Linked DNA regions of Mus musculus: all the other regions are linked to region 2. The links are chromatin loops, found by intact Hi-C in ENCODE. Cell type or tissue: left cerebral cortex. All regions are shown on one strand. Links, peaks and the distances in the headings refer to the core of each region. The heading gives the core; the rest is flanking DNA.

Region 1 (8,033 bases), core at 2,293-4,792, 760 kb after region 2:
GCAGCCATCTTCCCTGTTTGCAGCAATCACCAGTTGCATGCTTTTGTAGATGGGAAATTAAATGGGTTTTCAACAAGGTAGATACTTTTAAATGTGTGTTCCAGTAAATTAGAGATGAATCAGAGGACAATGGGAAGTCTGTGATTTTTTTTCTCCATTTGCAAATTTTCCTATTAAAAAAAAATACCCTTAGATTTCTTTACAGATCTTAACATTGATGCAAGTGATTATGTTGTGATTTAACTAATTAATTCTCATTGTCTCTTTTCACAGTGCTCAGAGTTCACATAGTAGTATTTAGCTTAGGGTCTTGGCATACCAGATTTTAAAATGAACACTCTATGTACTTGTGGGCACTGGAGGATTCCTACAAAATAGATATGTCCCTCACTTCCAGAATTGCAATGTATAAATGGCACCAAGGTATATTAAAAATCTATAGAGATTGTAAGATCCCCTGTAGGAAAAAAAAAAAAAGAGTCCATTTTGTCCTATTTAGCAGTGTGATTATCATGTGAAACTGCGAACAGAACGATTTAGGGCTAGTGAATATCATTTAGTGAACAGAATTTTAACATCACTGAAGAGAAGGTACAAATCAGCGAAGCTTCGAATTCACATGCAAAAGCTGCGAGCGGATTTGACCTATGGGATCAAATCTAACCACAGCTGAACGTGAAAGGGCACCCAGTTAGGATGCACCACACAGACTCCCAAGAAGGGGGTTGATGTGAGCACGGCCATTCTTAAGAAATCTCATTCTTGCTGCTGTTAAAAGTCGCAGGATTAGACTGGAAATACTTGGGTTGCACAGACACCACTGTAGGTAAAGTGGGTTATTCAAGGTAGTTCCTGTTCCGTGTACTTCCTCTCAGAATTCTGTTACTCACCATGAGAGGCTTAATTGGCCTAAAGTATGATCTTCCAAAAGTGGGGATTGGGTAAAAAGACATTGGACTCATAGGCTCTGCAACTGGATTGCCTGAAGCCGGCTCTACCTTGTGTGAGCTTCCTGACATGGAGTGATGACTCCGACATATCACTGGCATCTTTGTCTCCTGTACCTGTTTCAATGAAGAGTTAAATAGCAGCCTGCTGAGCAATCTGTAATCATATCTGACCTATTGTAATTGGCAAATCAATTATAGATATTTTTGTGCTTTCTAGGTTTGAAGAGATCACTTTTTTAAGATACATTAGTTTTTTTAATCCTACAGTTGTGCAGTCCCTTTTGTGTTTCTGTAACAATAGACAAAAATTGCTATAGAAACAGACAAATCCAAAAACAAACTATCAAATTGCCTAATTTGTAAACAGTCATAAACACTTTTAAAAAAAAGATTTATTTATTATATGTAAGTACACTGCAGCTGTCTTCAGACACTCCAGAAGAGGGCATCAGATCTCATTATGGATGGTTGTGAGCCACCATGTGGTTGATGGGATCTGAACTCTGGGCCTTCCGAAGAACAGTCAGTGCTCTTAACCACTGAGCCATCTCTCCAGCCCCAACATTTTTAATTATAAAGTGTGCAACCTTCTTACTGTTTTACATTTTCTTAGGTTTAAAAGAGAAGCGTTTCCAAGTATTGGGACTATCTGACACTGAGTTATTTGGGTTTCATTTCTGGGTATTGTTCCATGTTCCATATCATATACTCTGGAAACTGCTTTACTTTTTTATTCTTTAACATCTGCTTGCTGCTACTCCCTGTGGTCCTCTTTAGTATCTTCCTTATTTCTATTCCTCCCCTCTAAGGACACTAAGGCTGGATTCAGTGGTTGATAAGCATTGGGTTTACAGTTCTAGGTGGTTTTCCCTGCATTGACATCTCAGCTCTGTGACTTTATGCCATGATGCTAACTATGTGTAGTCCAGGAAAGTACCCTGACCACAGAGAGAAGGAGAGGGAATTTGTATCTAGTTAGAAATATTTCCAAAGAACAAAAGTGTGCAGCGTGGAAAGTACCCAAACTTGGAATCTCAGGGGCTTAATTCGGAGAATCTCTATCCTTTCTACTCCAAGGTCCAGGACCAACTGAAAACTAGGTCAAAAAGACGTGCTACTACAAATCAATACAGTGGCTTCTTGGAGCTAGTTGATTATGAAGCTATATGTATAACCCCAGTGAGGTTCTTTGAATTAAGCTTACAGTTCAGACATGGACCAATACCCCAAATGGGCAGAAGGTCTTCCCTGTAAGCATGCTGTACATCCAGCAAAAACAAGCATGTCACCTCTCTGCATACATGCAGATGAGGGTAAGAACAGAAATATTTGAGCAAGCGCATTCAATTCCCTTTTCCAAATTCACCTGTCCTAGCAGCCATCTTTGTTCTGCAGAGGATGTATGGAAGAAGGTAGCCCAAAAGATGTACACTAACACTCCCTTATTTTTTTCTCCTTTAGGGAGTAGAGTGGAAATTTCCCCTTTGGTTGGTTAGATGTGAAGAGAGAATGTTTTCCCATTCTAAAATAGACACCAGCCATACTGTTCAAAGAAAAAGCTCCCAGATGGTTAGAATGAAAGAGAAATACTTCAGAAAGGAGGTGCAACTTGAGAGGAATCGAAGTTAAGACACATGAGATGAAAGGATGAGGAGCCATGAGCAGTCTGGTGGGACGTCCAGGAGAGACATCTGGGAGATTTCCAAGCATCAAAGAGGGTCGGAATGATACTGGAGTGTGCTTGGCAATAAATTTAATAACATTTAAGACATATTTTATGACAGCTAAGAAATAAGAATAAGGCAGACGTGATCATGTGTTTACAATTAGGAAGTATGTACCCTTATGTTAAAAGTGACCTGGTAGTCTATGGTGACATCACACCACAGCAATGATCTATGATGACATCCTACCGTGACAATGGATGTTGTGGAGTTCAGGCATTGATTCTGGCATTTGTGTCGTTAGTGGAATGAGCAGAGATTGAGTAGAACACTAAAGGGGTCAGCAAGAAGGAGGAGAAAGTTGCTCAAGGATAGAAAAAAATAAAGACACTTTTAGGGTATATGATATGGAACATAGAACAAAAACCCAGAAATGAAAGCCACACTACAGAAGTTATATCATGAAAATAAAAATAATGAATTTTAATGGACAAATGACAGAGAGCCTTTAATGGATCTTTAAGACTCTGGAGCTGCTAGCAAAGTATAGTAAGAACCACACCAGAAGTTATTGATGAGGACCTAATAGCATGAAATTAGAAAAAGCAAGTACCTCAAGGAAATGCTTCATATTGTCAAGAGTACTGAGTGACAGTCTGGTGGCGTCTTCTATCTGACCTCAGAGAGAAATGGAGCAGAGCATTTTGAAGAAAGATTTGAGGATTTATTACAATATGTAATCAGATGCAAGATACTGACAAGGTTCAGGTCTGAAACTATGGTAATCAGAAACACTCAGAGTCTAAGAGACCTGGAAAGCAAGATCAATCAGTACAGACAGGGGAAAGAATAGAAGAGGATCTGCAGCAGGGAGCAAGACGATGATGGCTTCACGGTGGGTAGCTGGGAGGAACTACGGACAGTGTGAAAGGTGGCATGATTTAAGCATCTTCAAGCCTTGCCCATGGCATTTTCACTCCACTTGGGATGTTGAAAGGTTGAATCCATTCATTGTGTGAAACTGGGAATTGGTATTGGCATCATCATATTGGAACAAGTTTCTAACACCAACCAAGATTCAAGAGACAGACACAAAGGCTTGCTAAACCTGCCTCATGTAGTCATGATGCCACCCAGTGGTTAGTTTGGTTATTTTATAGGAGCTTGCCCTTGCTCTTTAAGAGTGCTTCCAGTGAATATCCATCAAAGTTTCACACGCTCCCAAGAAAAGTGTTTTATTTTATCTCCAAAACTCACAGAGGAGAGATTCGATTTGCTCTTCACATCTAAGCTAATGGAGTTATACCCAGCTTGTTTTCTATATGTGTTATGCGCTGAAAAACATGATTTAGCCTGTCTTCTATCGAAATTAATGCAATAAGGAACCATGAAATAATAGGGCTTACACTGTACTCAATTTTAGCTCTAATAGAAACACAATGAAAATAACATCTGCGACACAGGCCTGGCTGATCAGAGGAGAGTAATGGATATTTGCTGCCGTGATTTTATTGGTGTTCTGGGTTTGGCCCTTTGCAGGATGCTCATCACTATAGTAACAATGCAATAAATACTTTTAATTTGCCTTATATTCACTTTCCATTTGTCTATAAGGTCATCTGGGCAAGGACAGCTGAGAGACTTTAATATGGCTATCAAGAAAGTAATATAAACTTAACTGCCACTAGAAGGGACCCCACCCCTTTGGAATGTTTTTGAAAGGAAATTTTTTAAGTTTACAATGTCTCTTTAAGAATATATATCATAAAGTAATTGTAGCAATGTCCTTCTTGAGTGACTCAAACTTTTGACAATGTAACTTTCTATTCACACACATACACACACACACACACACACACAGTGTAGAGAGAGAAAGAAATCATGATTTATTTTAAAATCTCATAGTAAATGGCTTTCTGACTTAATTATTTTAATTAATTTCTATGAAGCAAAAGTGAGAATAAGGACTATTTCATTATCTTAACTATCACTTGTTTGTGAAATCACTAAATATTTTAACCATGCTGAAACCAGGAGGCCCCTCAGTTAATTCTCATCAATAAATACAAACACTCATCAAAGCACTCTGGAAGCATCAATATTGACTCTGCTCCTAAGGACCTAGGGGAGAACTGTCCCTTCAGTCAGTGATAGCTTTTCTTTTCTTTTATTTTGGTATTATAATATAATTACATCATTCCTTCAATTTCCTTTTCTCCCTCCAAACCTTCCCATATACTCCTCTTGTTCTCTTTAAATTCATGAATGCTTTTTTCACTATTATAGCATGCATATATATGCATATGCATATATATATGTATGTATGCATATATATATACGTACATACATATATATATAAAACCTGCTTGGTGTGTCTGATATTACTCATATGTATGTTTTTCAGGACTGACCATTTGGTATTGGTATGCTCTTCTCTAGGGAAGACTATTTCTCTCTCTCTCTCTCTCTCTCTCTCTCTCTCTCTCTCTCTCTCTCTCTCTCAGCATCCCGTAATAGCCTGTACTTGTTTGTGAAGGTCAGAGTCTCTTGAGCTTTCCCTTCATCAACTTTGACATATCTGTTGTTGTCCTTGCTCGGGTCATCTTTGACCAGTCAAGTTGATGAGACATTGAGTGTAGCTTCTGACGTTACTAGGTGATACAATGCCATATTAAAGTGCCTGGTCCTCTGGCTCCAACATGGGATGGTAACCCTAAGCGAGCAGTAGTGGCACACATGCCATGGCAGTAACCAACAGTGTGGAGAGGAGTAGTGGCACACATGCCTTGGCAGTAACCAACAGTGTAGAGAAATACTCTCCACCTTATTTCTTAAAATATATTCTATCAATGAACTGAAAGATCACCAATTGATTAGACAGGCTCTCTGCACCCTTATGTGTAACTAGGGTCACAATACCACAGCACTTGGCTTTACCTAAGTGGTAGGGGTCCAAACCTGGATTCTCATATCCCAGTAAGACCACTGTACAGACCATGCCATCCCACTAGCCTTTAGACTTTATAACCACATTTTCCTCACATTTCCTCAGCTTAGCTATATACCTGCCACTATGAAAACAATGTCATGGACATATTTTACTGTATCTGAGAATCCACAAAATGGGATTTTAGAATATCTATACCAATAACACTGCTACTAATAAACCAATAACATCAAGTTTTAAGAGCTTAATTACCCTCCTCTTCCCTTAGTCTCTGCATCACTAAGAGAATTATGTTTAACTCCCTTAAGTGGAAGGAGACCCACTTCATTGCAGAGAGATAAGGATTTATTCTGATTTTATGTCTTCATAGCCCTCTAATTTATGGACCCATCCAAATCTCTCAACCCTCTGACATTTGGTGTTAGTCCCCACCCCAGACATTATGAAACCATTTGCATTATGTATGGTGCTTTATATTGTAGAAGGTATATACTCAGAGTAAAATTTTAGATGACTATTGCCACTTTAGAGAGATAACAGCACTAGAAGGATAGGCAGGCACAAACACATGATATCCTGGGAATCTTTAGCATTTCCTATGGTGTTTCTTTTAGGCCAATCAAGATATAATACACAAAATAATTCATATGATGGAAATTGTGAAGTTGAGATAAGTCTCGGAGATTGATCCTTATCGGTCACAATAGAAGGACTTGAGATACTAATGGCAAAAGTATGGTTAAATGTATATAACATTTTTATTTCTATCAATATTGCACATCTGTACTCTGAAATCCAATCTCCTTTCCTTTACATTTCTTCTAAGGCCCTTTTTGCTCTTCACAGCTTTTCTACACTCTCTATAGATTTCTAGTATTGGTGTGTAAATAATTCATGTAGTCTATGCTAGTTCCCATTCTCAAATAGCTCAGTTTGGCCACCTAAGGTAAGTGACTGGAAGCACTGTAGATCCCCATCATTGGATACCAAAGGCTTTTCATTGCCACTCATGAGGCTCAGCTCCAAACTTTCTAGGTAATGGAAATCACTCCAACGTTCCCGTTACGTTTTCTTACAGTTGATGACCTTGAGAAGAGCAAGGACATTCCAGGTCTGTTCCTAGCAATGCTACTCTTCCTTTCTACGTTTAGCATCCTTATTTCTTTTCTCTTCTAGTTCTCCACTCTCCAAGATGACATAGCTCCTGCCCCCCTCCCAATGTGCTCCCTCCGGAGCTGTGCTCCATAGATCATCTTCTTTTGAATTTATACTGCTTTAATCTTCTGGCAGTTTCTCTTTGTCTGCACGTATTTGTAGGTCTCTCTGTTAAAGCCACTTCTTCCACCTGATGTACTGGAGTTAAGACTTTGTCCTTTCATCTGCTAGATTCTGAAAGGGGTACATTCTACTGAGTAGCCAGTCCCTTGGAATCTAACTTCCAATTGGTAGTAGTTGCCTTTTAAGAGTGTCTATTGTAGGCCAGGTGTGGTGGTGTGCACCTTTAATCCCAGCACTCGGGAGGCAGAGGCAGGTGGATTTCTGAGTTCGAGGCCAGCCTGGTCTACAGAGTGAGTTCCAGATCAACAAGGGCTACACAGAGAAACCCTGTCTCGAAAAACAAAACAAAACAAAAAGAGTATCTAACAAAACAAAACAAAAAGAGTATCTATTGTAAATAATTAATAATATATAATGAAAAAGACTGTCTGGTGATCTTGAACCTCTCACGCTACTAGTCATTTCTGTTTGTCCTCAGACTTTCTATAATATGTGGTAGAATTATGTGCTCTTTTGTTTAAACTTCTGTCCCGTGGTTTTAAGGACATCTTGTTGCTGTAGTTTGCTTCCTGGCTGCTTTTTCTTACTCTTCTTCACTACCTTCCTTCACCTACTAAGTTAGACATTCCCAGAAACAGCTTCCACAGGGTATTTGAATGCTTCTCAGGTAAATGAGTTGGAGGTTCTATCTCCCAATATGCAAAAATATCATGACACATTTTGGGGCCTGAGAGTAGGAAGAAAAGAAATACAGATATAGATAAGTCCAGATCTCATTCAGTTCTGGGGCTAAATTCCATGAGCCAGTGCTTAGCACAGTAGTATTTTTTAACTGGTTATAATTTATAAACATACATTTCAACACTTCCTTCTGTAATTCTGTGGAGAAAATTATTTTAGTCTAAAAACTCAAAGCAAAACACATCACATTATGGGGTCTTAACTGCCCTTCTTTGTGCTCTTATTAATCATCTATTACTTTCCACTAGAGTCCACTCTATTTCTCAGCTTTAAATGTCTGACATTCACAATAAGATCAGCTTTGATTGATATTTGTCATTTTCTGATATGAAATGGTCTTGGTAAATAAAATTCAGAATAAAGAGCAGATATGTTACTATAGTTAGAAACTTAATAAAAAACTTATCCCCCACCTTTGTCCTAGATCAACAAATATATATTCTCTGAAAATTT
Region 2 (8,033 bases), core at 3,339-5,838:
GGTTGACTGAGCATTGCCTAGGTTATTAGCTCAAGATAAAGAGGAATGGGACTTGCAGCTAACAGCCTCATATACTGATGGCACTAATCTGGGTCACTACACAGACTGTGTGAACCAAACAACCCAGCCAGGTCAGCTTGACTCCTGTTAGTGGAGGGCTAAAGGGAAGCCTGGGTAGAGTAAAGAGGAGAGGGAATCTTAGAAGACAAACAACTCTGAAATATGATCATTGGAATGCCATCTGTTTGCAAGTGCCCTTTGTCTTTTAGTCGAAAAATCAGTATTTTATATAAAAGCAACTTCTAAAGATCAGTGGAAAATTTGTTTCTGGGTATTATCTACTCTGATGTGAAAATACCAGAGCTTTTGGGAGAGTCAGTCATCAGTTACAGAGTGGCTGATCTGAAGTGGAATGAAAAGTGACAAATATGTTAGATGAAGTCCCTGTTACAGAAGAGGTAGCTGGAGATGGATGGAGATGGTTTGTTAACTTGTCACAATAAGCAAAATACGAGCTTATTATTCTGAAGTGAATTTGCTGTTTTATACCTGCTATAGAAAGACTTAGGGTAGAAGCTATTTTATAGGATATATATATATATATATATATATATATATATATATATATATTCTTTATCTTTTGGTAGAAAATTCTATATTTTATGTAAAACCACACACACACACACACACACACACACACACATATACATACACACACACACACACACACACACACATATATATATATAATCAAAGGTCAGTCCCAACACCTTCTCCAAAGATTTAACACATTGCTTCAGACTATACTTCAAAAATAAACCTCTGAGTCTGTTTTTGAGCAAACACTTATAAAACCTTACTGCCTCTTGAAATTTTTATCTACCGTGAATCCCAGGTTATTTTTTTCTCCAAGTTCCAAGTAATTCCAATACTTAAATTTGAAACAACAACCACCAAAAATGGAAAATAATTTGTTCCTTGAAACTGTCACGGGCATGCTCGCTGTTTCTTCCCCACTCTTCCCATCTCTCTCCATGTCTGCCGACCCCATCTCTCTCGTTCTCTTTCTCATCCCTGTTCTGAAACCCTATGCACCACACGCTCAGCTCACAGCTAAGAAAAGACACTAATTTCAAAATCCTAGTCATGTGCTAGGTATAAGTGCAGGCCAGCAAGGCTGTGGCTGTGCACTCAGGGAATACTAAGCTTATGAGGTTTAGTAATAGAGGTATTGTGATTTTATTTTGAATATAGCAGGAATGGGGAAAATTGCACTTACCCTGCAGGGTGTGGCCACTCCTAAAACAGACTGACGGTCATGTGGATCCATCTCCAGCTCTAGTAACTTTAAGCTCTTTATCTCTAAGTACCAAGGATTTCTTCTCCAGAAAAAAACTTAGAGGAGAGATTTATTTTTCCTTCCTTCTCTTTTTCTTACGATTTTGTTGTGTGCCTCAGAATAGGTTTGCTTTCTATCCCTACAGTCATTCTGTGCTCCAGTCTATACCTAACTAGACTTCTCTAATACTTAAGAAGGCAGAATGAAGCTGAAGGGTATACTGAGTAAACCTGGTCTCCCATTTTCCTCCACACATGTTCTAGACCCATCATTATTATTAACATAGACTTAAATAGAAAACATCAAAAAAGTAATATAGTTAGGATACGCTTCACCTCCTTATATGTTTCCTTAAGTCATCCATAAAATACGTAAAAAGTTTGCTGGAGCCTCACCCCTACTCTGTTCTCTTAAAGGCCAAGCAGTGCATTTTTACTACATTGCCCAGCTACTACTTAGCATTATGATGATGTGACTTCATTCTGGAGAGGGATTTGGACAAAGGGACATACCCTTCACTGTGGCTACAAGAAATATTTGTCTCCCCCCTCCCCCCATAACTTCTGCTGTAGCTGAGATTCAGACATACTGCAGGAAGCTGGGGTAGCTATTTGTACCACTGTGTAGACATCACATTTAGAAAATGGCAGGACAAGGTAACTGAATGAATCTGGCACCCTAGTGACTAGCATCTCCATGTCACCCTTGGACCTCTAGCTGACTTATGATTAATAGATAAACAGCTCTTTTGGTTAAACCTTCCATCATTTTGTATTCTCTATGACCATGTTGAATGGAATAGGGTGATAGCAGCAATACCCACCAGTAGTCTGCTGCCTTAATTATGAGGTGGCAGGGAATGAAGACAGTGTATTGGGACTGGAAAGCTCTTGATCATAAGAATGTAATGGTAAAACAATGTTCTAAAATGTCTTAAAGAGAATACACAGGAACCCATTTTTCCAACCAAAACAGTGCTCTTATATCCTTGTTGCATATTGGTTGCCTTATTTTATATTGTTATTATTTTTTTTAACCATGATGCATACATAATCTTACCAAAGAAATGCAGTCAACTCAGATCCAGCCTCTGGAGAGGAGAACTGGAGAGAGAATGAGGTTCTGGCAAGGCAGGCTGTTGTTTCTTCTGCTTGTGAGCCAAATTGACTGAGAGTCTTATAATTCAAGGCCACAGTAAATCAGTCCTGACAGAAACCAAAGACTCTGTGCCCCAACCGAGGCAGTGATAAAATGAGTCTCTACATCAAGAAACAGTCTTAGGAGGAGATAAGACTGGACAAAGCCATTAAGACTACCAGACAAGGGGAGCCAGCCAACTGGGATACATTAGATTACGGATGCTGCCTTTCTACTGAAGCCAATTGTTTTATTTCTCCTTAAGGGAGTCACTATTAAATCGGGCAAGAGGGTGATTGAAAGAGCACAAAAAGAAAGTAAACAAAAGATCAGAGTTTCCAGGCTAAAAGGAGACATAGTGTTGAGAACTTTTTATTTGTCTGCAGCCAGAATGGATGTAACTAGAACCCAGGGGCCTACTAAATGTTTGTCATGGCACAGGATTGCTAAACATACTGTGGGCCAGGCTTCAACAAGTCTTCCATGGCCTACTCTTTGTGAACTTGCACCAGGAAAGAGCCTGCCAACACTCCGCAGCTTCCAATTGAGTAGTGTTCTTCAAAATCTGTTTCTTCTGAGACCATGGAGATAAGAATCCTATAAAAACACACTGAAAGGCAAGGCACACATTCATAGGATTGTGGCCAAGGATTTATATTCCCGATTATATATTCAAGAGACTTCATGTTGCTTGACATAAGGGCTTACTCTTGGGCAGTGCCAATGACTTCAGTCTACTCTTTTGTCTTTTCTTCTTTTTACATAGTTGTGTTGTCTAATGTTTCTTTCTGGTCCCTCATTGTGCTCTGTATTAGGTTGGCCAGTCAGAGACAAACACTTGATTAGATGGACACCAAGAAACCTTGGCTGTTTCCTACACCTTGGGATAAGGCACTTGGGGATTCCATTTTTTTAGAGGGTATTTGGGACTTCCAAATTTCAGTGCAAGTCACGATGACTTCATTCTAGCTTATATAATAAAATTATTAAATCTTTTAGAATAAAAAGGTTGTAACAGTGATAGATAGGTCCATAAATGAATGATGCCAGGTATGATGGCACTCCTGTAGAAGATAGAATTGAGAGATTCATGCGAACCTGAGTTCAAGCCTACCCTGTGCTACATAGCAAATTCAAGGCCAGCTTCGCCTATCTACATAAGATACTATCAGTCTTCAATAACTAAGGGCTGTGGATATAGCTCAGTGGTAGAGGCCACAGAAGCTCAAGGATCTGGGTTGGATTCCTAGCATTAAACAAGAAAAGGGATGTTATTATTTGCATTACAGCAAGTGTATTAAATTAGCAGCAAAGAAAAGTACTCATCCTAAAAACTACTTGTCCACATGTTATTGATTATTTTGGAAAGCTCTGGCTTCTTTCTATCTCCCAAATAACACAGTGATTTGTTGCTTTACTAAGCAGAGGTCAAATTAATGTGAATAGGATTTCATGCCTTACAGTGATATTTACTTATCGACTATTCTTTCTCCAACTTCCTTCTGTGCATTGTGAAAGAAATGTAAAAAAAAAAAAAAAAAAAAAAAAAAAAAGACTAAAGGAATACACTGAACTCTAAAGAAAGAACAAAAATCAATTGGTTCTACTTGCTTTTCCACCGTAATGTCTTATTTATTTGCCTTCCACCAAAGGAATGTGTATATTAGAATCTCCATCCCCATGCTGGTGTTGACTCACTTGTATGTCTGTTTTTCTTCTGCCAGACTGGGTGAAATGCTGTTATAAGGAAGGGAAACACTTAGGTTGTATTGATGGAAACTGGATTTTGCAGAGAAAATGAAAGATATACTGTTCCAAATGAGAGACTTGTGACCCTTACTGTATTGCTAACAGCTCCTTTGCCAGTGAAGATTGTAGAGATATCAGATAGTCCATTTTGCCTTTTCACAATGACTCTCAATGGTAAAGGAGTGCGCTGGAATTTTTTTTAAGCTGATATCCTAACTTAAAGGAAATAAACAGTCAACAATAAAAGAAAAGTGATCTGTCATCATGACAGAACCCTATTTGGAAAGTAAGGTCTATGTACGTACGTGCGTTCGTGCGTGCATGCGTGCACGCGCGCGCGTGTGTGTGTGGGTGTATGTGTGTGTGGGTGTTAATTTGTTGAAATGACCCACAGTCTTGTATAGGCTTTCATACTGCACCTTACAAACAGTCCTATTGCTTCTGGAGTCTTCTGACTCCTGGAATCCTGCCCTCTGTTTCAGCTGACAGAAAATGCATTGTTAAAGTTTTATCCCCCAGATGGCAGCACTGCATTCTGTGTTTAGAAGGTTCTGGTCTAGTTAGTGTTTGTGAGAAAGGCGATGTAGGCGATGCAGGCTATGCAGACTTGTCTCTGACACATCTAATGTTATGGTTCTTTTTTGTGGAGGACATATACCCCAGTTCTAACGAAACAAGACTTGTGTAATCAGAGACAAATAATCCATACTACAGTGAACAGAACAGCAGTCTACTGCTACTCATAGAGCAAGGCCTCTAATTAACAGCAATGAATCCAGGGATTTGAAGTGAGCGAATATAATTCTCGGAGTTCTTTTAAAAGATCAGAGAAAGAAATGACCTCTGTTTTTAATTTTTATTTTTAGATGCAATTTTATAGGACTTTGAAAATATTTCCAAAGTGGAAGAATATTCAGTAACTGTTGACAAATTATTTTCTATAAGATACAAATGAAATGAACTGCAGACGATGGATAATAATAGGGGTGCTAAGGGTTGCTTCTGAGACACATAAAAATGAACAGCGTAGTTTCCTGGTGTGAGCATGAAGAGAAACCAGTGAGGAGATCACATCACTGCCTATGAAGCAAATCTAGCAGAACCATTTAGACTAAAACACCATCTACTTAGGTGAATGATGGTCAAAGAAATTGGAATGACACCTTAAATCTCCCCTACATGCCAGACAAACTATAGATTTAATATACTAATACACAAATGTATATTATTTACATGGAGGGATTAATTGTTTTTAATGAAATCAATGTACTGGAAGTAAAAAGAGGAAAATAAAGATTTTCATGGAAATATGAAAGATTTTGTTCTGACAGGTTTTAGAATACATACAGTTTCATGCTCTGAGAAACTCTTTATTTTCCAGTCTAATAAAATCTTTTCTTTCCTTGTCCCATTTTCACATCTGGAAAGAAAAATGATTCATATCATAGAGACATTTTAATTCAAAATGCAGAGTTTGGGTTATTTTATTTGATCTGATGTTGACAAATAGGCTGGCCACTTGTGCACAGGTAGACATATGAGTACTCCATTGTGATATAAAATATGTATTCTTCTACAGTTATTGTTATAGCACTGCCACCAACCAGTTCCGTTAAAATGTGTCTATGCACTATGACCCATAGGTCCTTACTGCTTGGGAGACAAAGACAATTAAGAAGTACTTGATTTCAGTGAGTGAATACTATTGTTGTCAAGATCAACTGAATTGACAATTGGCAACAGAATTTGTTAAAGGTAGAATGGGAATGACAGTAGGCTCTGAAGTCAAGGACATAGGATGAAAGTCATGACACTAGTTCCTAATATTTCTGTGGTTTTAAGCAGATCTTTCTGTGTGTCTTTGCAAAATAGATGGTGTGGTGGTTTAAAAGAAAACAAACCCCATGGGGCCCATAGGGTGTGGCACTATTAGAAGGAGTAGCCTTGTTGGGACAGGTGTGGCCTTGTTAGAGGAACAACTAGGGGTGGGATTTGAGATTTCAGAAGATCAAACTATGTCCAGTGTCATTCTCATTCTGCTGCTGCCAATCTGGAATAGAACTCTTAGCTACTTCTCTAGCACCATGTCTGCCTGCATGCTACCATGCCATGACAATAAAAGGTTAAATCCCTGAGCTGTAAGCCAGCCCCAGTGAAATGTTTTTCTTTATAAGAGTTATCATGGTCATGGTGTTTCTTCACAGCAATAGGTAGATAGGAACAGGAATATGTACCTATAGATTCTTTAAAAATATAATCAGCTTCATGAGAGAAGTTCTTGGCATATTGCAGATTCATTAAGGCATAACAAAGCAAAACAGTGAAAATACTAGGACTCAGAAATGGAAAAATTCAATAAAAGAAGAAACACTGGAGATAGCCTTTAAAAATCCCTTTTAAAGTTTATCAATGATGTATAAAGGAAGGTAGATAGAAAGGGCACTTTGAACTCACAAAACAACACATCAAATTTTAAGGACGGAGGCAGGATCTCACTGTACTTGCAAACAGAGTCAAAACATAAGAGAATGTAGGTCCAGATATCTATGTAAATGGAATTTCTACTGGGCTAATAAGGAGATATAACTTAATAGGAAAATATGGGAACTCACTGGATATATTTTCCTCACAGGGTGGATAGTGAGATTTATGTTGTAAACGTAGCACTCTGGTAGCTCTAGGAGAGAAAAATCGAGTGAAGGGGGAACTAGAGACAGGGAGATTAAAGACGAGAAGGAAAACACAATGCAGAACAATGGGGGTAATTGATCATTGCTCAAAAATGATCAGTTGGCTTGCCAACCAACTTTAAAATTGTATTATATACATAAAATGCTTTTCAAAGGCCTATAAATTTTTACTTATGTTTCCTATCTGCATACAGAATCTCATTTCATCTTCGTACAAATAAAGAATTTCAGACAGTTTAAAACTTCACTACAAAATTAGCCCCATTAATCCATAAGTTCTCTCCCCATTTTTCTGAATACCCTAAATGCAAGCATAGAGGAAATCTCCCTTTCTTATAACTGCATCAGATGTCGAGGACCATAAACTCCTGAAGGTTTACGTGGGGAACAGTCCAGTTAGTTCTTAATGACCTGCCTCTCATCAATGCGAAAACTGGCCAGTCCTACATTAAGTCAAACTATTTGAACTTCGTTCTTCTCCCTTCCATTTATCAAAGTCAGGGAGAGGTCTTTGGTTAACTAAAAGCCCTTGAAAATGACAAAAACAAAAATGTGTTTTCTAACAGGAAAAAAAAATTGCTCAGTAGTTAGGATAGCAACTCTTTCCCCCAATTGCTGTCGTGGAAGAGCACCTTGGCTTATTGAACTGACACACTAAAATCGGACCTCGTCAAGCTTAATTAGAATAACCTTAATTATGAGTCCGTGGAGAAAAGGCAACAAAAGACTTTGATTTAAGATCCATTATCAGAACTTTCCTAAATCCCAGAAGCACCAGTCAAAGGATATATTTCTTTTTAAAAATATTTTTATTACTTGAAACTTGCACACATGAATAAAATACATCTTGTGCATCCCCAACCCCAGCACAAACTTCCTGACTCTTCACATGAACCCTACCTACACATCTTTCCTCCTTCATGTCCAATCACAATCTATTCCTGTGTTTCTTTACTCCTCAGTTGGGTGAGTTAAAATAGTGCTGCTGTATCCATATAGGTTACAGGTGGCGTTTTCTCAGTGGGATAGCTAACTTACCACCATCTACCACTACAAAGAAAAAATAAGTCTCTCTTTTCCAGAGCCATCAACTACTAACAGCTCCTCAGTTAAGAGTA
Region 3 (8,033 bases), core at 2,293-4,792, 480 kb after region 2:
CAGTGTTTCTTAATGTTTGCAAAATCCCTAGACGTATGTGTTTTGCCCATACATTATATACACATGAGAAATAAGCAACACAAGCCTCTCCAAGGCTTGGAGAAATTCTTGCATATCTTTCAAGGCCACACAGCCAATTAGTTCTAAGGTTGGGATTCTACAAAATTCTCAGGCCAGAAAACAAATGCCTAATCAATCCCCTGTCTTAAAAAGAAAAACTCTAGGAAAATGATGAGCTATATCTTAAGAAGCAATGGCAGAAAACGAAGTGAAAGGAAATATATGTTTGAAGAGTTGGTTACTTTTAATTTTTCACAACTCTGAGTAATGCTATTTTTACCAAATTACTGGCTTAACAATTAAGGATGTAAGGTTTAAATCCATGTGAGAGTTCTGATGAACTAGAAATGTCTGTACTATCCACCCAATGTATGTATATTCCACCAAAATGTTAATTTATTTATATCTCTCTTATGCAAATATTTTCTGAGGTCCACAGAAATCCTTGTCTGAGTTTGTGCCTAATGAATTTCTAGTTTCCAAATTCCCTCATTCCCTCTCTTCCCATGAGACACACCTCTGTACTCTGTGAATCGGTCCAGTTTAGTTTCTATTCTGATCTTGTAAGCTAAAAAATGGCAAAGAAATCATTAAAACAGGAAATAGAAAAGTTCAATGATAAAGGAATAGGAAATTTTGACATTGAGACATGGGTTGTGTAAAAAGATTTTTTTTTTAGTTAATAAAAGTAGGGCTTTGTTTATGCATAGAAGCAAAACATTCAAAGGAGAACACAGGTCTGAAAATAACAAGTGATTAAGGAACGAATCAATACCATATACTCAGGAAAGGAGTTGGGTTGATGGTAAAAGAGATAGGAATCCTAAGTAGGAAAGTAGCTATAAGCAGGCTAGTAAAAGTGAAAAAGAACGAGTCAAATTTATTGAACTTTCTTTTTAACAAACAACGGTGTGATGTGAAGATGAGAATTCATACATAGTGTCTTCAATAAGAATATATCTTGGGACTAAGAAGATGCTCAGTCAAGTTCTTACAAGTGTGAGGAGCTGAGTTCAGTCCTTAGCTCCCATGTAATAGCCAAGTGTAATGCTACATGCACTTGTAATTTTAGCACTGGGAAGAGAGAGGCAGAAGGTCTGTGAGGCTCAGTGGCCAGCCAGTAGAACTTAATTGCTGAGTTTCAATTTGTGGTGATTTGAATATGCTTGGCCCATGGGAAGTGGCACTATGAGGAGGTGTGGCCTTGTTGGAATAGGTATGGCCTTGTTGGAAGAAGTGTGTCACTGCATAGGTGGGCTTTGAGGGCTCCTAGTTCTCAAGGTCTACCCAGTGTGGAAGAATCAGTCTCCTGCTGGTTGCCTTCAGATCAAAATGTATTTCTGCCTACACGGTGCCATGCTCCGGATAATGGACTGAGCCTTTGAAACTGTAGCCCAGCCCCAATTAGATGTTTTCCTTTATGAGAGCTGCCTTGATCATGATGTTTCTTCACAACAATGAAACTCCAACTAAGACAGAACTCAAAGAGACTCTGTCAAAGAAGGCAGGTGGCATTCCCAAAGACAATAAGTTTTCCTGAAGATAATAACCCGGTCATCCCTTGGCCTCCATAAGCATATGTTCTTTCACAGACAGACAGGCACACACACACACTTATAAAAACATGATGTTGATACTGTACCAACCAAATAGGACCAGGCAAGGTCTTGAATGAATTCCCAAATGGCTGACAACAATATGAAAATATAAAGGAGAATCAAAAACTTTGGTCCCAAAACAAAACAAACAAACAAACAAACAAAAAACCCAAAAATAAAACAAAACAAAACAACAAAAAATCTTACTTTGTATCCAGTCAGTATATATAAATAATCTTCTTAATATTGATAAGTAAAAATGCTACTAATTCTAAAATTAAGTACAGTGAAATATGCCCAAAGCCTATTTCTTATTATAGGCAGCTGTCCTCTTCAAGAAACACTGAGGGGTGGGGTGGGGGAGTTCTGACATATCCATGTCCCCTAGAATACTTTCCACTGAAGGACACTGTGGGTAGCCTATGATGTGGACAGAAAAAACGAAATTGCCTAAAATGATGATAGACCCAGGGTTTGGAACAGAAATTCAAAAATTCTATATTCCCATTCCATTCATTAACGTGTTCTTCTTTTTTCTACATGTTGCTGTTGGTAACTGGGAAAAATATGTAGCTTTTAAACTAGGAAAAAAACTAAATAGAGAGCAATGTATATTTTTAAAATAAAAATTTCCATTAGGTGGATATTATAATGCTTCTCTCATGCACTCATCTTCATTGGAGAATAAAGACAAATACTCAGTTTTTCTACCTGCTTTTACTCTGACCCACTCCACTCCCCCTTCTCTTCAGGCCTCTCCCCTCCTTGGCCAAACATTTCAAATCAACTTACAATGTCTGTTATCTCCTCTTCTCACCTATGAAACTATTTTCAAATAAGGTTTAGGGGCTTTTTTTGGAAAACCGAAGGTGCATATTACATAAAGTTACAAGTTGAAGGTGTATTATTTTCTTAGTTTACCTCTGATTCTAAATTCTTGATAATGCAAACAAAGCCCAAAACAAAAGGGTTCATGTCCCAGAAGGATACATTTATGTGAAAGTGGCCACCTTTGGGCATATATTCTGAATCTTAATCTTAAACATTATATAAATAGAAGAGATTTAATTACAAACCTGAAGAAATGTGTTACTGTTAATTGAATTCTCTCTACAGTTACCTTTGCACACCAGTGTTAATGAAACTCCAGTTCAAAGTGGATGAGTTTGGGGAATTGCGATCGCTATTTATTTCCTTACCTGAGATGCCAGGATCATCCTGTCAGGAAAATAAAGAGCCCAATTAGGGGAGTGCTCATTTGTGGCTATTGATCAACTTTACAAAAACTGCTAAGATTTCCAAGCAAAACAAGAGGTTCTGAGGGCACTGAGCAAGGTCAAGCGAGTGGGAAAGAAAAAAAAAAATCTCTGTTAGTGACAAGAAAGCATTTCACCTGTGGAGTAAAAGGCTCCTGCCCTTGGGAGCTAGACTCCACCCCAGGGCCAGCCAGCCTGCCCTCCCGTCCAAGCCTCTCAGCCTCCCTGTTTGGCATCTCTCGGTATTACCAAGCTATAAATTGCCCAGGAGCTTAGAGACAATCAGGTCACGGCTGCTCTCACGAGGGAAAAGCTTCTTACTTCCGAGCAGAAGGGTTCAGCTAGGAAGAGGAGGGAGAAAGCCCTTTAGTCCCCCACCGTGCGGGCGGGCAAGGGGTGAAGAGAGACGGAGACAGGGGGGGGGGGGGCGAGCACAAGCCCAAGAAGGTGGAAAAAGCGTGCCTAGCAAGGTCGCACTTGACCCAAGTCTCCAAACTTATTGGTCGCTGCATGGAAACTCCCTGGGCGCTCGCTCCATTGCCTAGCAGCTGCAGCTGGGTGGAGCCTCGCTCCTCCGCCCCACCTATGGATGGACCTTGCATACAGCTCTGGTCCACCACACCCTTCCTGGGCGGTCTCTAGACATCTAGCTGCCCTGACATTATCGGAGCCTGGCTTCCCACTCGAGTTCAGACGGAATGATGTGACTGGTCTCCCAAAGCAAGAAGGACCACCTCTATCTCAGTAGTCCTGCTTCCCCACAACTCCGCGGTGTCAAATGGCCAAAGACAAACTTCTGCCTCTCTCGCGTCCCAGCTCCCACCTTTTCAACCTAGAACTCACACATATCGAAACTCCTAGGATGCTGTGTAGATCTGGGCATGCTCAGTATCAAGGCAGGTTTTGATTGAAAGTTAAAAAAAAGCTTTGTATTAGGCTTGCTTCTTATCCAGTGCTTATGGCTTACTGAACAGGTTGAGGGCATTCCCGAGTCTACCCACCGGGTCTAGAAAATTATCTTTTAGTGTTTTCTCTTTGGGATCTGGTCTCCTCTTAGTTCACCCCACCCCCGCCACTCTCCTAAACCCCTCTCCTCAGGTCCCTGTCCGCTGTGGGGATGGAGAGACTCTAACAGTACTGGGCTGGGCTCCGTTGCCTGAGAGGAGCCACCTATTATCAGTGCTCTCTGATTGGCTCTTCTGAGCAGCGTACCTTGGTTGGAACCAATCAAGAGCCGGGGCCGGGAGATGATGGGCGGCCGCCTCCTCACTGGAGGGATTCCTGGAGAAGCTGCAGTGTGGGGATGCTCTGACCGAGTTCAGCCCCCAGTGTCTTTCCTCCTCCTCCTCCTGCAGCGACAGCATCCGCAGTTAGCAGTGGGCAACTTGAGGCTGTAACCGGGGCAAGCCCCCAGGGTCCTGCTCACCCAACAGGGGGCTCAGGTCCCCGAAGGGGTGTGTGCAGGGCGGGGGCGGCCAGCTGGGACCAGCTGGTGGCCCTAGAAAACCTCACCCACACCCACACCCACACACCCCTTTTGTGTTGCAGGCTGCCCCTCTGAGAGCGGAGGCAGCGAGAGAGTACTCGTGTGCCTCGCACCGGTCCGCGGTGAGAGCAGCGGGGACCAAGACTCGCACCATCTCCCGGTCGGTCCTCGCTCCAGGTAAGGCAGCCCCACTGGCAGCGCGGCCACCTCGGTGGTACCTTGGTACCTCTGCGCTTCAATCTGTCGAAGAGACGTAGGTACACTTGATTTGTGGCGATGGGAGACCTAGGGAGGGATCCCCCCGTAAGCCTATTGTGAGAAATGCAAGACCACAAGTGCATCTCCGGGGAAAGCACTTTGCACAGGGCTGGTGATTCAGAACCAGGAGTTGATGTTGGGCATCCCCCATCTTCTTGCTTCTTCCATTCTCTCCTCTGTCCTCCACCCCCCAGCCCCCTCTCTCCTCCCCCTCCTCCTATTCTAAGCCAGTACAGCCCCCCACCCCCAACGGGGGGTGGAGGATTGTCTTTCTTACAGGGAAGAAGGGCAGTGAAGAAGAGAAAAAAGATTTCTTTCTGTTGGAGGGAGGATAGATTGCAACCCCGTGTGAAAATATGAGTCCAGGAAGGGATGAAACCACACAGGGAATTAAACTGAATGAGAGTAGACAAGGAGACCAGCTTCTGCTCTCAGAAAGGAAGTGTCAAATTTGAATCCATCTCCTCCTTGCAAGAGGCTACAAATGGAACAAAAATAACCCAACACTCCAACCCACTTTCAACTGCTTAATTGCTGCTGCTCTCCTGTGCCTGCTATCAGAATCTTCTTGTTTGCATCTGTCCTGTGGGGCTGACAGTTTGGGATAGCACCTCAGGGTCACTGTCTGAACTTTGAGGGCTTGTTGAGTTTGTAAAAATTAAAACTAGATCATCACCCTCCCGAGATTTACCCAGGTAGCCTTTATAGTGGGAGGGTAATAACATGGGAAGTTTCAAAACCTTTCCAAGTGACACCAGAATTATCAGGAGACTTGACTTTTACTTTGATCTTGCTAATCTGGTTAGCCTCTGTGGACTGTGGACGTGTTGATGTCCACTTCCCTAACCTTAACCCTTTGGTGAAACACAGGAAGTTTAACTTTTGTGTTAAAACTGCTTTTGTGCATGAGATTTCATTTTTTTTTATCTTTTTAAAGGCTGCCTCCACATGTCACTGTCTAGATACTAAATTCAAGTCTCAACACACTCTTTTAATATGAAAACACTAAATAGATATAAAATTGATGTTTCTTCAGTTTTCGTGTTCCCTTCAGGAGGTAGATGTAGGTTCAGTTGACAGGATCCTCTTGGACTAGAGGAAAGTTTAGAAAGTAATGGGAGGAAGATAGTCTCACATTTGAAAGATCTTAAGGGGGAAACATTTCTCTTCTCACATCATGTTAAAAAAGAGAGCCATTGAAACAACTTCCATAACTGTCAGAGAAACAGGTCAAGCACATCGCACTTGTTAGACAGAGTCTTGACAATAGCTTCTGCAATCTCTAATTCCATCATCTCTGATCTAAGCTTTGTTTTCCTATTATTCCTCGGAGACTGATAAGCGATTACCATCAGCTGGGGGGGGGGGGGAGGCGGTAGCGAAGGGAAATATCCAGTTCTATGTAACAGGAGGGCAATGCAACCGGGTTCTGCAGGAGCAAAGCGAAAGCAGGAGATGCTGGTTCCAAGATAAATCTTTCTGATGTATCAGGAGAGACGCCAAGTCGTAGGTTTTTTTTTTCTAAATGCCCATTTGAGATAAGAAGAGGGGGTCTTCCCTTTTTAAGTCTCTCTCAACTCCCACACCAGCCTGGGTACCGCAGGTAGGTCTTTTCAATCACACACCTTTAACTTGTAAGTTTCTACACAAACTTAGGAAAGAACCGACTTCATGTGGCATCAGTGATATTGACTTGTATATTGATAAATATTAATATTGTACATTGTTTTCAAAACCGTTTTCTATTCTTGATCTCACCTACCTTAGCAGACTTCATGCACCTAAGCAAGTGAGCGTGCGCGCGCACACGCGCGCGCGCACACACACACACACACACACACACACACGCACACTCCCCACACCACACACATACACCATATGTATACACTCATACCACTCGTGTAGAGGCACACAGGAGATTTTTCTAAAGCTAGACCTCTAAATGACTTGAAAATGTAGTGTCTCTGCTGAGATCTATGACTTCAGAGGGAACACTTTTTGGGTACAAGGACAAAAGAATAATCACTTAATTACTTCATGTGTGTGTACAGCTGAGTTCACAAGTTTAGACATGAAAAGACATAAAGGAAAGAAGTAGCTTCCCGTGGGGACAAAATAAGATTCTGTTTGCGTGTTTTTGCACTGTACCGGGGAGATGTGAAAACGTGGGCTTGGATTTGTTTGCATGACTCTGTGTAAAATATTAATTCTATCAACTGCGTGTACAGAGATGTTTATGAATGTGAAATTTTTTTCATATACTTCTGAAAAAAATTGAGCCTTCATGTCCTGCAAGTCATATCTAATTGTAAGATGTTATGAACGGATTGAAGACTTTAAATGAATTTAAATGATACAGGAAATTTATGCTCACAATTTTATACACTCCTAATCTTTCCCCTTTAAGATGATGGTATAGTAAGTCTTAGTAATGCTTAAGAGTGGATATGACAATTATAATTTAAGATATGTTTATCAGAACTGAAGGCTGCAACTGTAGAAGGGAAATCCTAGTCCTGAAATACCACATGATAGTAACCAATATTAGTTTCAAACCTTGTGTCTACATAGACAGTGTTAGCTATCCTAGCTGGTTAAATTATTAGGTGGTTCTAATCAGTTTTTTTAAAAAGGAGAAAACGTGCTATTTCCTTTCTCAGATATGCATACTAGACGTGATGCTAACAAAAATAAAACTAGGAAATGGTAGTTTGTCTTAATTTTGTTTGCAAAATGGGCTGTGAGATAAATAAATAAAATGAGGAATGCCTTGGAAATCTGAAAGTTAATTTGAACTTCCTGATAGTCTAATAACACATTGAAATAATACCAAGTAGTCTCTTTTGATGTCATTATATTAAATCAATTTAGAGTATATCCCCAAAACAGATTCTCATAGCCATCTTATGGGAAAGAATTTAGATTTAAGGAGGAAATTTATTTAAATCTCAAACCTGGTTCTCGTGCTTCCCAGTTTATGCAACATCTGGGAAGGGTTATTATTAATTTTAATTTGTGACATGGTATTTATCTTCCTAATGGTAATTATTATGCAGTTTTGGGGGGTAAGAAAAGCACAATAAGACTATTTGATTATATAATAGAGAATTTTATCTAATAGTATGGGTAACCCAGGCGAAACATGGACGTTATGCCAAATTATAATGTAGTTATAGTTTTACAAACATTTTACAAAAATGTAATTTTTTTCTCATTAAATATCTGATCCACTTGTGTTTTAAGTATTTTGATGATTTATTAGTCATGAATGTATCTGCATTGAAAATTTATTAGATACAAGATGATTCCTAGCTGAATTTTATTTTCATTAAAATTAGCCAAATCTATTTATACACGGATAAAACAAATGAGTAT

What was found. Hi-C counts contacts between places; a loop is a spot of excess contacts. Peaks named below come from ENCODE experiments on the same cell type or tissue, not always from the same donor. Only the 100,000 strongest peaks of a DNase experiment are listed, where the experiment ranks them.
Region 1: a loop joins it to region 2, with 6 times the contacts of the local background. A loop is called at or near these places in 13 of 42 quality-filtered maps.
Region 3: it touches region 2 in a loop (3-fold over the local background); 6 of 42 quality-filtered maps call a loop at or near these places.

What each region holds. Positions count from the first base shown.
Region 1 is chr10:108,729,890-108,737,922 of GRCm38, reverse strand. All of the region lies in intron 3 of Syt1 (synaptotagmin I), which reads left to right. Among named protein-coding and RNA genes, the nearest start is that of Gm5136, 34 kb to the right of the region's middle. In left cerebral cortex, for the core only: a CTCF peak has its summit at 3,755 (motif pointing left); DNase peaks (open chromatin) are centred at 2,470 and 3,728; H3K27ac peaks cover 1,710 bases.
Region 2 is chr10:109,493,068-109,501,100 of GRCm38, reverse strand. No RefSeq gene overlaps it. Among named protein-coding and RNA genes, the nearest start is that of Gm40757, 100 kb to the left of the region's middle. In left cerebral cortex, for the core only: a CTCF peak has its summit at 4,743 (motif pointing right); a DNase peak (open chromatin) is centred at 4,751; H3K27ac peaks cover 680 bases.
Region 3 is chr10:109,007,120-109,015,152 of GRCm38, reverse strand. Syt1 (synaptotagmin I) reads left to right here and starts at 4,178. Exons shown (of 11, transcript NM_009306.3): 1 at 4,178-4,577. In left cerebral cortex, for the core only: a CTCF peak has its summit at 3,486; DNase peaks (open chromatin) are centred at 3,542 and 4,154; H3K4me3 peaks cover 1,818 bases; H3K27ac peaks cover 1,725 bases.